Regions from separate parts of the Homo sapiens genome. Here region 1 is linked to region 2. The links are chromatin contacts, found by Hi-C or POLR2A ChIA-PET in ENCODE. All regions are on one chromosome and are shown on one strand. The core of a region is the stretch at or near the end of the contact, and the rest is flanking DNA. Distances in the headings are between cores, read along the strand shown. Region 1 holds the start of RRM2 (ribonucleotide reductase regulatory subunit M2). Region 2 overlaps YWHAQ (tyrosine 3-monooxygenase/tryptophan 5-monooxygenase activation protein theta).

What was found. Hi-C counts contacts between places; a loop is a spot of excess contacts on that map. ChIA-PET counts read pairs that join two places held with the same protein, here RNA polymerase II (POLR2A). Pooled maps may share reads with other maps.
Region 1: a pooled map shows a loop between it and region 2 (16-fold over the local background). The contact joins the promoter of RRM2 here to the enhancer-like site in region 2. A Hi-C loop is called at or near these places in 7 of 50 pooled maps. POLR2A ChIA-PET finds 5 or more read pairs at or near these places in 2 of 52 experiments (activated CD4-positive, alpha-beta T cell and activated T-cell).

Annotation. Positions count from the first base shown.
Region 1 is chr2:10,118,241-10,124,329 of GRCh38, reverse strand. It overlaps RRM2 (ribonucleotide reductase regulatory subunit M2), which reads right to left and starts at 1,591. Exons shown (of 10, transcript NM_001034.4): 1 at 1,433-1,591; 2 at 1,273-1,347; 3 at 800-943; 4 at 478-594. The coding sequence starts at 1,531. RefSeq lists silencers at 1,630-2,130, 1,537-2,136 and enhancers at 2,357-2,466, 2,487-2,556, 2,314-2,869, 2,918-3,860, 3,861-4,804.
Region 2 is chr2:9,606,134-9,612,331 of GRCh38, reverse strand. The region is part of intron 2 of YWHAQ (tyrosine 3-monooxygenase/tryptophan 5-monooxygenase activation protein theta); the gene reads left to right. Among named protein-coding and RNA genes, the nearest start is that of YWHAQ, 22 kb to the left of the region's middle. RefSeq lists enhancers at 4,117-4,166, 4,287-4,386, 4,437-4,516. Within about 2 kb of position 4,376, at least 30 of the 41 ENCODE cell types and tissues checked have a DNase peak (open chromatin) inside an H3K27ac peak, as active enhancers do.

The sequences.
Region 1 (6,089 bases), core at 342-2,841, 510 kb before region 2:
GTTCGAGACCAGCCTGGCCAACATGGTAAAACCCTGTCTCTACTAAAAATACAGATATTAGCTAGGCATGGTGGCGCACGTCTGTAATCCCAGGTACTCATGAGGCTGAGGTTGGGGAATCGCTTGAACCCAGGAGGCGGAGGTTGCAGTGAGCCAAGATCACACCACTGCACTCCAGCCTGGGCCAGAGTGAGACTCTGTCTCAAAAAAAAAAAAAAAAAGAGGGGGCAGATGTGGTGGCCACAAAGAGTCATCACATTGCTACCACTTAATATTGTCTCAGCTTCTCTAGAGTCGGGAAAATACCATAAGAAAGAACTGCAAAGTGTTACAAAACAGGAAATGCCATGTAATATAAAACCCAGCTTACACACACAGATGCACTCAGCATGGAAAAACATACAAGACGAGGAAAGCGAACTAGTTCGACCTCAGATCGTCAACGTCAAATGAATGAAAGATGTTTTGGAAACTCACCAAGTTTTCATTTACTATGCCATCGCTTGCTGCAAAGAAAGCCAGAACATGGGATATAAAATATCTCTCCTCGGGTTTCAGGGATTCCCAGTGCTGAATGTCCTTGGAGAGGTCCACCTGAGGTTCGGAAGTCACAATTTTAGCATAAAAGGAAGAGAGTAAAGCCTACAGGACTCACACTGAGCACTCAAACTTTAAGTATGCTGGCACCACTTACTATGCCCCACAGTTAGCCCCCCTTGCCAACGGGAACCTCCAAGTGCATTTATGTCTGAGGCGTGACGGTCACCCCTGCAGGGGTCTTCTGGGGTCCTCCGATTACCTCCTCGGCGGTCCAAAAGGAAGCCTCTGCCTTCTTATACATCTGCCAGATATCATGGTACTCGATGGGGAAGATGACAAAGCGGCGGGGGTTTTCTCTCAGCAGCGGCTCATCCTCCACGCCGGGGGCAGCTGCTTTAGTTTTCTGTTGGGGGAGAAAATAAAACATTTAAGTACCGGGCGAACCATATGAAACTAACGTTTTTCTGGACCAAGTCCTTTCCATTGGCGGCAATTTCACGGGGCCCGATGTGAAAACGTGGCTGTCCCGTCGCACTCCGTGGGTCGCAGCAGAGGAGCGCACGCCCGAACCGGGAAATGGGCCGAGGGGCGCGGGAGGCAGCCCTGGGGAGGGGCCGCCTAGGCGGGAAAGGAGCCGGGGCGGGAGTGTGAACAGCTGAGGAAACAATGCGGCTTTGGCGCCAAGACGCCCAAGGCCGTCCCTGGCCCCTCTGCCCCACGCCCGCCACTCACCGGCTCCGTGGGCTCCTGGAAGATCCTCCTCGCGGTCTTGCTGGCCAGGACGCGGGTCCCGCTCAGGGCCGGCGGCTGCGGGGAGACGCGTGTGAGTGAGGAGCGGCTTCGCTTTCCCTGCCTCCCTCCCCTGCCCGCAGCGCCCTCCCCGCGGGCTCACCGTGTTCTCCTTGTCGACCAAGCTGAGCCCCTTCAGCGGCGAGAGCTGCAGCTGCTGCGGGTCCGTGATGGGCGCGAGCGGGACACGGAGGGAGAGCATAGTGGAGGCGCAGCGAAGCAGAGCGAGCAGCCAGGACAGGACGGCTGGGACAGGGTGCACGGGCGACCCCTCACTCCAGCAGCCTTTAAATCTCCCGCGCCGCGCGCTCCCGGCCCTTCCCATTGGCTTTGGTGCCCCGGCCCTTCCCATTGGCTGTGCCATGCCTCCGACCCTTCCCATTGGCTGCGCCTTGCCCCTACCCAGGCTGGCCGCGGGGCCGCGCGCGATTTTCAAGCGCAGCGCGGGAGCCTCCGCCGGCGCCTTCCGGAGACCCCCGGGGACACCCCCGTGGACGCCCCCCGGGACCTCCCGGTTCCCCCCCCGGCCCGTCCGCTGGCTGGGTCGGGGGCGCCGCCGCCCAGGCCCCCACAGGTCCCGCGGGACCAGGGCCGCAGCCCCTGAGGGTCTCGGCGGCCTTGGCGCGCGCGGGCCCCGGTTCGCCCGGGAACCGTTTAGGATTGCGTGAGGAGCAGCGATTGGAGCCCGCGGGCGCGAGAGGATCCCCGGGCCGCGGCCCCGCCTCCCGAAAGCACCTCCTCCCAGCCGGGCCGCCGCCGGGCAGGGGGCTTAGCCAACGAGGTTGGTGCAAAGGCCTGGAAAACGCTCCTGGGTGCGGGGGAGGCGTTGCTGCGACCCTTTCGATCCGTGTCCCTGCGGTGGGGGTGCAAGGGCCCCGAGGCCTGACATTTTGGCGGGGTGGTCGGCGAGGACCCTACAGCCTAAAAGTTAGGGCCGCTGAGCCCCGTGGCTCGTTTTGCTGGGACAAGCGACCAGGCTTCTTACAGATTCGGTGTCCCCGTGAGTAAAATGGGACTCGTAACCGCGTGGACTGTTAATGCGGTGAGGAGAGCGTTCGTTGAGATGACTCATGTAAAATGTGCAGTCCTTTGTAAACCTTCAAACTACGGGACATGGCGAGAAGGCCCTTGGTGCAGTTTTCCACAGAAATCCTGTCTCCTGTCAGACCCCTGACCCCTATTGTCACCCTTGCCTTAAGAATTGCAAACTGTGGCTGGGCGCGGTGGCTCACGCCTGTAATCCCAGCACTTTGGGAGGCCAAGGCAGGAGGATTGTTTGAGGCCAGGAGCTGGAGACCATCCTGGGCAACATAGTGAGACCCCGCCTCTGCCATTAAAAAGAGAAGAAAAAAAGTTGTTTTAATTGCAAACTGAGCAAAAATTCCTGGGAGAAAGTTCACAGAATGATTTTAGGACTAGGAATTAATGTACTACTCATTGGGCGTCAAATATGCTGAAGAGGAGTTTGAAAACTCCACTGGTGTAGAGACTGGAACTTAGCAATAGCTTTCATTTAATTTTCTATGTGGCTTTCTGATTTGCCAGGCCCTGCAACGGGCAAAATGCCAAAAATAAAGGAAGAGAAAGAAACTTTAAGATCCAAGAAAGAAATCATTAACCTGAGAAAGCTTCAACAGCTGCGCTCAGGGCTGTTATTGAGAGAGACCCGGGACTTTTTTTTTCACAAAGCCTTTTCTAGATAAGATACTTTAAAGAGGGTGGGGTGGGACAGGTACCCTCCCCACCTAGGTCTGTTTCTCTCATTTCTTAAAAGTACTACGGACTTGTAAATCATAGTATTCTCGTGTTGCAGGAATAAGTGCCCATCACATTCCTTACACAAAGCCACAACTAAAACTTTGGTGTACCATGATTTGTTTAAAGCAACTCGCCATTCATCGCCATTTTCACCCCAAACACACTAAAGCATCCATCTCCAGGAAACTGGTATTTTTATTGATTACTTTATGGCTGATAAAGCTATTATCTAACAAAATTATAATTTATTGGTGTCATCTCATACTCAACTCAGATTTCAATTTCCCATAATCAGCGTCTAAAACCCTCGTTTCGGTTGCCCTAGGGCGCCACGTGCTTTTTTGCTCCTGTTAAACTCACTGTAACTGAAGTAGTCAGAGGTGGCTTCATTGATAGTTTAGTTCCTGGCCACGTAATTAACATAGCCATTGTAGAAGACGCCGAAAGATGCGTACGTGTTGTTAAAGGCCGGGTGAAGTCGCCATCCTCCCCTCCCGCGCTAAACCTGAGTCATCTCGGCGTGGCCCTCCTGCCCCCAGGTCCGGCAACTTTGCCCCGCTGCGGAGGAGGTGGCGGCGCCCAGGGCCACGCGGCAATGCGGGCGGTTCCGCCTCCGGGGAGGTCGGGCGGTGCAGCCACTCCCGGGAGAGCGCCCGCCGCAGGCTGCTGCTAGCCCCGGGATTCACTCCTTTTTCCCTCGGTGCTCGTTTTTTTGGTTTTATTTAAGTAAACAGACGAGGGTCTCGCTTGTTTGCCCAGGCTGGTCTCAAGCGATCCTCCCTCCGCCTCCCTAAGCGTCGGGATTCCTGGCGGAAGCCACTTGAGCGCGCGTTTTGACATCTGCATCTACTCCACCATTGGTCTGCACGGGAGGCCCCGCCCCGCCCCCCGGAAGGCTCCTCTGCATTCCCAGCCTCAGGTGCCCCGCCCCGTTTCCGCTGCGCGCTCGCCGGTTCACACGCCCCAGCCTGGGCAAGTTTGCAGGTCTCAGGCCAAGGTTAGCGCGACTTCCAAAAGGCTGTTCACCATTAGGGTGGAGAAACCGCGGCTCGGGGAGCTCAGCACTCACTGTGTACCAGACGCCGTGCCGAAGGTGGTCATAATAATAATTAAGGCTGCAGCACCCACAGCCTCTGGGCGCCTGGATCATGTGAGGCTGTTTGAGTTTTTTGTTTTTTGTTTTGAGACAGGGTCTTGCTCTGTTGCCCAGTCTGGTGGCTCCATGATAGCTCACTGCAGCCTCAACTATCCGAGCTCAAGCGATCCTCCCACCTCAGCCTCCCGAGTAGCTGGGACTCAAGGCAGGCACCACTACGCCAGGCTAATTTTTTAATTTTTTGTAGAGATGGGTTCTCGGTATGTTACCCGGGCTGGTCTTGAACCCCTGGGCTCAAGCCATCCACCCGCCTTGGCCTCCCAAAATGCTCAGATTACAGGCGTGAGCCACCGCCCCACCGGGGTTGGTATTTTTAACCCTTTTCATAGGTGATGAAATGAAGGCCTGGGAGGCAAGGAAACTGCCCAAGGTCGCACAGCACAACTGCACAGCAGAACGTTTTTAGCCTAGCTTTTTACTATGAATGTTTTCAACATACAGAATAATGGAAGGATTCCTAGTGTTCACCCACCAGCTAGGATTCAACAGCTGTTTCCATTTTGCCATATTTGCTTCATGGCAAATGTGGCAGACACCCCCTCTGTGGGTGTATGAGGCTTATGCTTTTTTATGGATCATTTGAAAGTGAGTGATAGATATCATAACCCATCACCCCTAAACGTTTCAGCTCCTAAAAATTAGGACACTCTGTTAATATCACCACAATACCACATTTATCCCTAGGAAAACTAACAATAATTCTCTAATATAACCTAATATCCAGTCCATATTCCTGTTTTTCCAATTGTTTCAAAAATGTCTCATAGTTTTTTGGATTTATTTTTTTGTGCAGTATCTAATTAATCACATGCATTGCGTTTATTATGTTGCTTTAGACTCTTAGTAAAGCTCCTCCACTTCTTTTCCCCACGACATTGACTTTGAAGTACAGGCCAGTTTTCTTGTAGAATGTCCCACATTCTACATTTGCCTAATTGTTTATTCACAGTGTCAATGAACTTGTTTTCCTGACCCCTGTACTCTACACTGGAAGTTAGGTCAAAAGGCTTTATTAGGCCCTGCTTGGAGGTTCACGCCTGTAATCCCAGCACTTTGGGAGGGTGAGGCAGGCAGATCACCTGAGGTCAGGAGTTTGAGAGCAGCCTGGTCAATATAGGGAAACCCCATCTCTACTAAAAATACAAAAATTAGCCAGACGTGGCAGCAGGCGCCTGTAATTCCCGCTACTTGGGTTCCCGCTACTTGGGAGGCTGAGGCAGGAGAATCATTTGAACCCAGGAGGCAGAGGTTTCAGTGAGCCGAGATCACACCATTGCACTCCAACCTGGGCAACAAGAATGAAATTCCGTCTCAAAAAAAAAAAAAAAAGTCCGGCGGGGGATCGTTATTAGCCTAAGGCTAAAAGTTATTGGCAAGAAGACTTCATACGTGATAATATAGCTAGGATTTGAACCCAGGTCTGACTAACTCCAGAATTCCAGACTCTCAAAAACTTTGTTTTAATATGAACTGCCAATTACGTATATTTATATATATATATATATAGATGAGGTCTCACGATATTGCCCAGGCTGGGCTCAAACTCCTGGGCTCAAGCTATCCTTCTACCTCGGCCTCCCAAAGTGCTGGGATGACAGGCATGAGCCCTTGCGCCCAGCCCAACATTCTTAATGTAGCACAGCACAGCAGCACCACAACCACAAGTCTCAGGAGCAGCCCAGTTCAACTTTGTAGTTAGTTTATGTGTCACTCACTCAGAAGTCAGCAGGAAATGGTTAAGCAGGAAGCAGGGTGGACAACCAGATGGAGCTGTTTGATGCTGATGTGAGTGTCACCACATCATTTGTGTCTAGAACATTCGCATTGGAGAGCTTCAGCCACTGAG
Region 2 (6,198 bases), core at 3,127-5,626:
GGGTTTTGAGAAGGAGTTAACGTGCCCGCAATGGAATTTAAGATTAATCTGGCAGCAAGGTGTAAACTGGATCCGAGAAAGAGGAACCCAAAAACCTGGTAGATCAGTTAGATTATTGGAGCAGTTGAGGTGAAATGATACAGTTAACTTGGGTAATAGAAATAGGAATGAGACTGAGAAGATAGATTTTCAAAAATACTGTGACACTGTGAAAAGGTGAAATCAGTAGGACTTTGGCAATTTGTGGTGGAATGGGAAATGGAGAGTGAAAACTCAGAGGTAGTGTGGATGAACGTAGGTGGCTGGGAGATCAGAGGGTGAGGGAATAATTGGTAGAAATAAGTAATGTAAGTATAGAAACAGGGATGGGCGCAGTGGCTCACGCCTGTAATTCCAGCGCTTTGGGAGGCCAAGGCGGGTAGATCACATGAGCCCAGGAGTTTGAGACCAGCCTGGCCAACATGGCCAAACCTCATCTGCTAAAAATACGAAAATTAGCTGGGCGTGGTGGTGCACACCTGTAATCCCAGCTACTCGGGTGGCTGAGGCACGAGAATCGCTTGAACCCGGGAGGCAGAGGTTGTAGTGAGCTGACATCGCACCACTGCATTCCAGCCTCTGGGTGACACAGTGAGACCTAGCCTCAAAAAAAGAGTATAGAAACAGGTTTGGGATCTAGTAGATATACATATTTCAAAATATGTAAGGATACTAAGCCATGTAACACTACAGAGAAGTTAGGAGTGTGTATGTGTTGGGGGGTATTTCCCAAAAGATGGAGCGGGAGGGTTAGCATTACTCTTGTGAGTTTACTGCAATTCATGGTGTGGCCTTTAGCTTTGTGAGCTATACCAGGGTGGAGCAATCTTTCAAGCCTAGATCCACAGTGATCAAGCTCATGCGACTGGTGCATAAAACCAGGAAAGTTAGCTTATTCATTTACAGTGAGCCATAACTAGCACAAAGATTGCAGTACTGTGTTGACATGACTAGTATGTTCTCTTTCAGGAGGCAGATAGACTCACGTAGGAATCAAGACATAATCATTAAATTGTTTAGTAAGTGTGGTATGACAGAGAAGAGTTGGATGCTGCTCAAATGTTGAATGACCATCGTCTCCACAGTAGGGGGTAGATTTGTTAGTGCACTGATTGTGGTTCACACTTTTTTAGACTGTACATTGGATCCTTCAGTGTCCTTATGTATCAAACCCGGACAAGAAAATATCTTTTCTTTCAGTGGCTCTAAAGAGAAGGGAAATATATGTTCTCAAAGTATACTATGCTTACTTGTCTGAGAAAAGTTTCCAAATCAGTCTTGACTTCCTGGAGAAAACTACTTCCAGGGGCTTGGGTGACTAAATATAGAAGGCAGGGAGAATGAGTCCAAAGAAAGAGTAGGGTGACTCCTAGGTTTCTGCCTAGGGCTACTGAGTACTTTTCCTAAGACAGAAAATCGAGTAGGGGAGCAGAATCAATAGTAGATCGTGTCAGGAAGGTAAATTTAATTTTTAAAAAATGAGTAGGCAGGGTGCGGTGGCTCATGCCTGTAACCCCAGCACTTTCCGAGGCCGAGGCAGACGGATCACCTCAGGTTGGGAGTTCGAGACCAGCCTGACCAACATGGAGAAACCCCGTCTCTATTAAAGATACAAAATTAGCCGGGCATGGTGGCGCATGCCTGTAATCCCAGCTACTTGGAAAGCTGAGGCAGGAGAATCGTTTGAACCCAGGAGGTGGAGGTTGCAGTGAGCCGAGATTGCGCCGTTGCACTCCAGCCTGGGCAAGAAGAATGAAACTCTGTCTCAAAAAAAAGAGTAAAGTTTAAAGTTCCAGTGGTCCATCCAGATGTTAATATATGTCGGAGGCACTTGGTATGGTATGTAAGAGAAAGATTTGTGTCATGCTGTATGACACAATTGAGGGTTATGTACCAAGCAGAGTTTGTGTTAACTCATTTAATCTTCACAACAACCCTATGAATTAAGAACTGTCAGTAACTGTTTTACAGATGAAGAAACTGAGATACAACTAGGTAAGGAGCAAATTTGTGAGTTATTAGCATGTAGATATTGGTTAAATCATACCAGTGAAATGGACCCATGTCGTCTTGTCATTTACCTTAAGATAGATACTGGGCTGTTGAAATATTTAGGATCCTTGATTATTCTAGTGAAACATTTTCTTCTGGAGCAAATAATCAATACTTCAGTTGTCAGATTTTAGAAAGTATGGTCTTAAAAGGCAGACACTTGGTAGATTAAGGGGGAAAAAATCATGTAACTGTCCTCCAAAATTAAGATAATCCTCTGAAAGAGATGCGGGAAACACGTGTCCTCTTCATACTTCTTTGCTTTAATAGCCAACTCAGTCCTTTACAGTACTCTTATTTTGGACTGTTAATACTCTAATTGATGACTTCTTTTATTCCATTACTTCTTCCTTCCCACTCTAAAAAAGTTTCTTTTAGTAATGATCTGTGAGTGGGAACTTCTGTCTTTCTGGAAACGTCTTTATGTTTTTGCACTGTTTTTGTGTGGTGCTTTAATTGGTTACAGAATTCTAGTTGACAGTTGTTTTTCTCCGCACTTTGAAGATACTTACTTGATTGTTTTCTGATGAAAAATCAGCTGTCATATTGTTGTTTCTTCCTTTATGGTAATGTGTCATTTCTCTGGTTGCTTTTAAGAATTTTCTTGTCTTTGGCATTCTGCAATTTTACCATGATCTAGGTATGATTTTTTTTTATCTTGCTTGGGATTTATTGTGCTTTTCCTATCTCAAGGTATTTATCCCATTACTGGAAGTCTCGGCCATTATCCCAGAATAACATCTCATCTTCATTCTTTCTGTTCTCTCCTGAAATAGCTGTTGGCTATTACCTTAGACCTTCTCTTTCTATTCGCATCTTATAATTTTTCCACTTTTTTTGTCTTATTCTTTATTCTGTATTCTGAGTAATTTATTCAAATATGCCTTTTGTTGTATTAATTTTCTTTGTCCATCTCCAATTTTAAAGTTGTTTTCATTTTTTTTTATTCTAAAAGCCCTTCCGCTTCTCCCACCTCCAAGCTGCCTTTTAAAATTCACTGTATATATGGTTCATTTCTCCTGGCTTCTGTTTTTCTTTTAAAATCTTTTTGATTGTTTTAGTCAGGAAAAATTTCAAACTTAGGTAGAGGTGAAGAAAATCCTGTAGTAACCCTATGTATCCAGCCTCAACATCTTTAAAAGATTATTTAATTATTTTCAGCATATTTATGTTTTATTATACACAGTTTTAAAGCTCTTGGGAACTGACTATCCTGTTTGTGTCTGCTGACGCCTCATGATAGAGAATCCGTCCCTTGAGTATTTTTGTTATTTTTGTTTGTTTGTTTGTTTGTTTGTTTGATTTGGAGTCTTGCTCTGTTGCTCAGGCTGGAGTGCAGTGGTACAATCTCAGCTCACTGCAAACCTGTACCTCCTGGGTTCAAGTGATCTTCCTGCCTCAGCCTCCTGAGTAGCTGGGATTACAGGCACCCGCCAACACGCCTGGCTAATTTTTGTAGGGACGGGGTTTCGCCATGTTGGCCAGGCTGGTTTCGAACTCCTGACCTCAAGTGATCCACCCACCTCGGCCTCCCAAAATGTTGGGATTACAGGCGTGAGCCATCGCACCCAGCCTGTTATTTTTAATAGCGTGGATGTTGCTTTTTTTTATGGCACTTGTGTGTACCTTAGATTGTGAGAATCTCTCTGTTTACACAGTAGTTTTGATTATTTGTGCTGGGCACACTGTGCTCCAGCCCATTTTTAACATTTTCAGCTTGTGTTTTCATACATCATGCATGAAATAAACGTTTGACTAGCACCTGCACAGAAGAACATAGGTTCGAGTTTCTGCTTTTTATGGGAGACTGCACCCCCAAAAACCCAGGAAGTAGATTTCTGGCTACTTCTCAGCGATGACAAAGTTTTTCTAGGGTCCTCACCCTCCTCCACACTGTTGTTGTGTTGTAAACTTTCACTTATTGCTGTAGCTTTCTTTCCTCCTATCTAGCGCCTCGATGTATTTCCCCTCTTTTCTTTGAAGCTCTACTGTATGTTTTTTCTATTTTTATTTAAAGTATTTCTACTTAGCATTTAGATTATTTTTAGTAGAAGAGGGAGGTATTCTCCGTAAGCTCAGTCTCACTGTGTTGCCGGAACCAGAAAGTCATGTTTCTGTGAATCTATTTTAAGGTTGTGAGTCACACATTTCTTAAGTACTCCATACTGAAAGTGAATGCAGTGTGTTTTAATCTGATATACTGCTCTTTATTGCTCTAAAATTAGTAACATTTGGCCAGGCTCGGTGGCTCACGCCTGTAATACCAGCACTTTGGGAGGCTGAGGTGGGCGGATTACGTCAGGAGTTCGAGACCAGCCTGGCTGACATGGCGAAAACCCCGTCTCTACTAAAAATACAAGAAATAGCCAGGCGTGGTAGCTGGTACCTGTAGTCCCAGCTACTTGGGAGGCTGAGGCAGGAGAATTGCTTGAACCCAGGAGGCAGAGGTTGCAGTGAGCCGAGATTATGCCACTGCACTCCAGCCTGGGTGACAGACTGAGACTCTGTCTCAAAAAAAAAAAAAAAAAAGAGGAAGAATTTAGTAACCTTTAAAATGTGTTACCATTTCATATGGTCAGGTAGACAATAAACACAAATTCAGACTTGCATTTCAACTAAAAGTCTCCTCTTTGTCTATTTTATTTGTGCTGAAATCACAGTCATATTCACTTGCGTTTCTCATGTCGGTCAGAAGTGTTGGTACTGTTTTATCTGATTTAATGTAATAGAAAAATGCCAGGTACGATGGCTCACGCCTGTAATCCTAGCACTTTGGGAAGCCGAGGGGGGTGGATCACGAGGTCAGGAGTTCGAGATTAGCCTAGCCAGCATGGTGAAATTCAGTCTACTAAAAATACAAAAAAAAAAAAAATTAGCTGGGCATGGTGGTATGTGCCTGTTAGTCCCAGCTACTCGAGCGGCTGAGGCAGGAGAATCACTTGAACCTGGGAGGTGGACGTTGCAGTGAGCCGAGATCACACCACTGCACTCCAGCCTGGGCAACAGAGCAAAACCCTGTCTCAAAAAAAAAAAGAAAAAAAAAAGTAATAGAAAAATATTAGGCCAGGCGTGTGGCTCACGCCTGTAATCCCAGCACTTTGGAAGGCCAAGATGGGCGGATCACAGGTCAGGAGTTCGAGACCAGCATGACCAACATGGTGAAACCCCATCTCTACTAAAATACAAAAATTAGCCGGGTATGGTGTCGCGCACGTGTAATCCCAGCTACTTGGGAGGCTGAGGCGGGAGAATCGCTTGAACCCGGGAGGTGGAGGTTGCAGTGAGCCAAGATTATGCTACTGCACTGCAGCCTGGGCGACAGAGTGAGACTCTGTCTCAAAAAAAAAAAAAAGAAAAATATTAAATGCAGTTGTGTTGCCAGACAGGCTGTTTACATATAGTTTCATCTGAGAGACAGCTAAAAAATGAACTAATTAGTATATAGAGTTCCTACAAAGCAGTAAGGAAAAACTCATTAGGAAAAGGGCAAAGGATATACACTCACCAACATGGTGAAACCCCTTCTCTAGTAAAAATACAGAAATTAGCCCAGTGTGGCGGCATGTGCCTGTAATCCCAGCTACTCAGGAGGCTGAGGCAGGATAATGGCGTGAACCTGAGTGGCGGAGGTTGCAGTGAGCCGATATCACACCACTGCACTCCAGGCTGGGCAACAGAGCGAGACTCCGTCTCAAAAAATATACACACACACACACAGACAGATGTTCACCTGCATTTATGATAAGGAAAAATGCTAATAAAACTGTAGTAAGGTATTTTTCACCCATTAGATTGGAAAAGGTTTTTTATTTTTATTTTTATTTTTATTTTTATTTTAGTAGAGACGGGGTTTCACCGTGTTTCCCAGGCTGGTCACAAACTCCTGAGCTCAGGCAGTCTGCCTGCCTTGGCCTCCCAAAGTGCTGGGATTACAGGCATGAGCCACCAAGCCTGGCCGGAAAAGGTGTTTAAAGTTTGTTACACACTGGGTTCAGAAAGATGTTGAGAAATGGGAACATTTATGCATTGCTAGTGGGAGTATAAATTGAAATTAACTCCAGGAAGGACAGTTTAACAATTTATCTTGTGGATCAAGTGTACATTTGG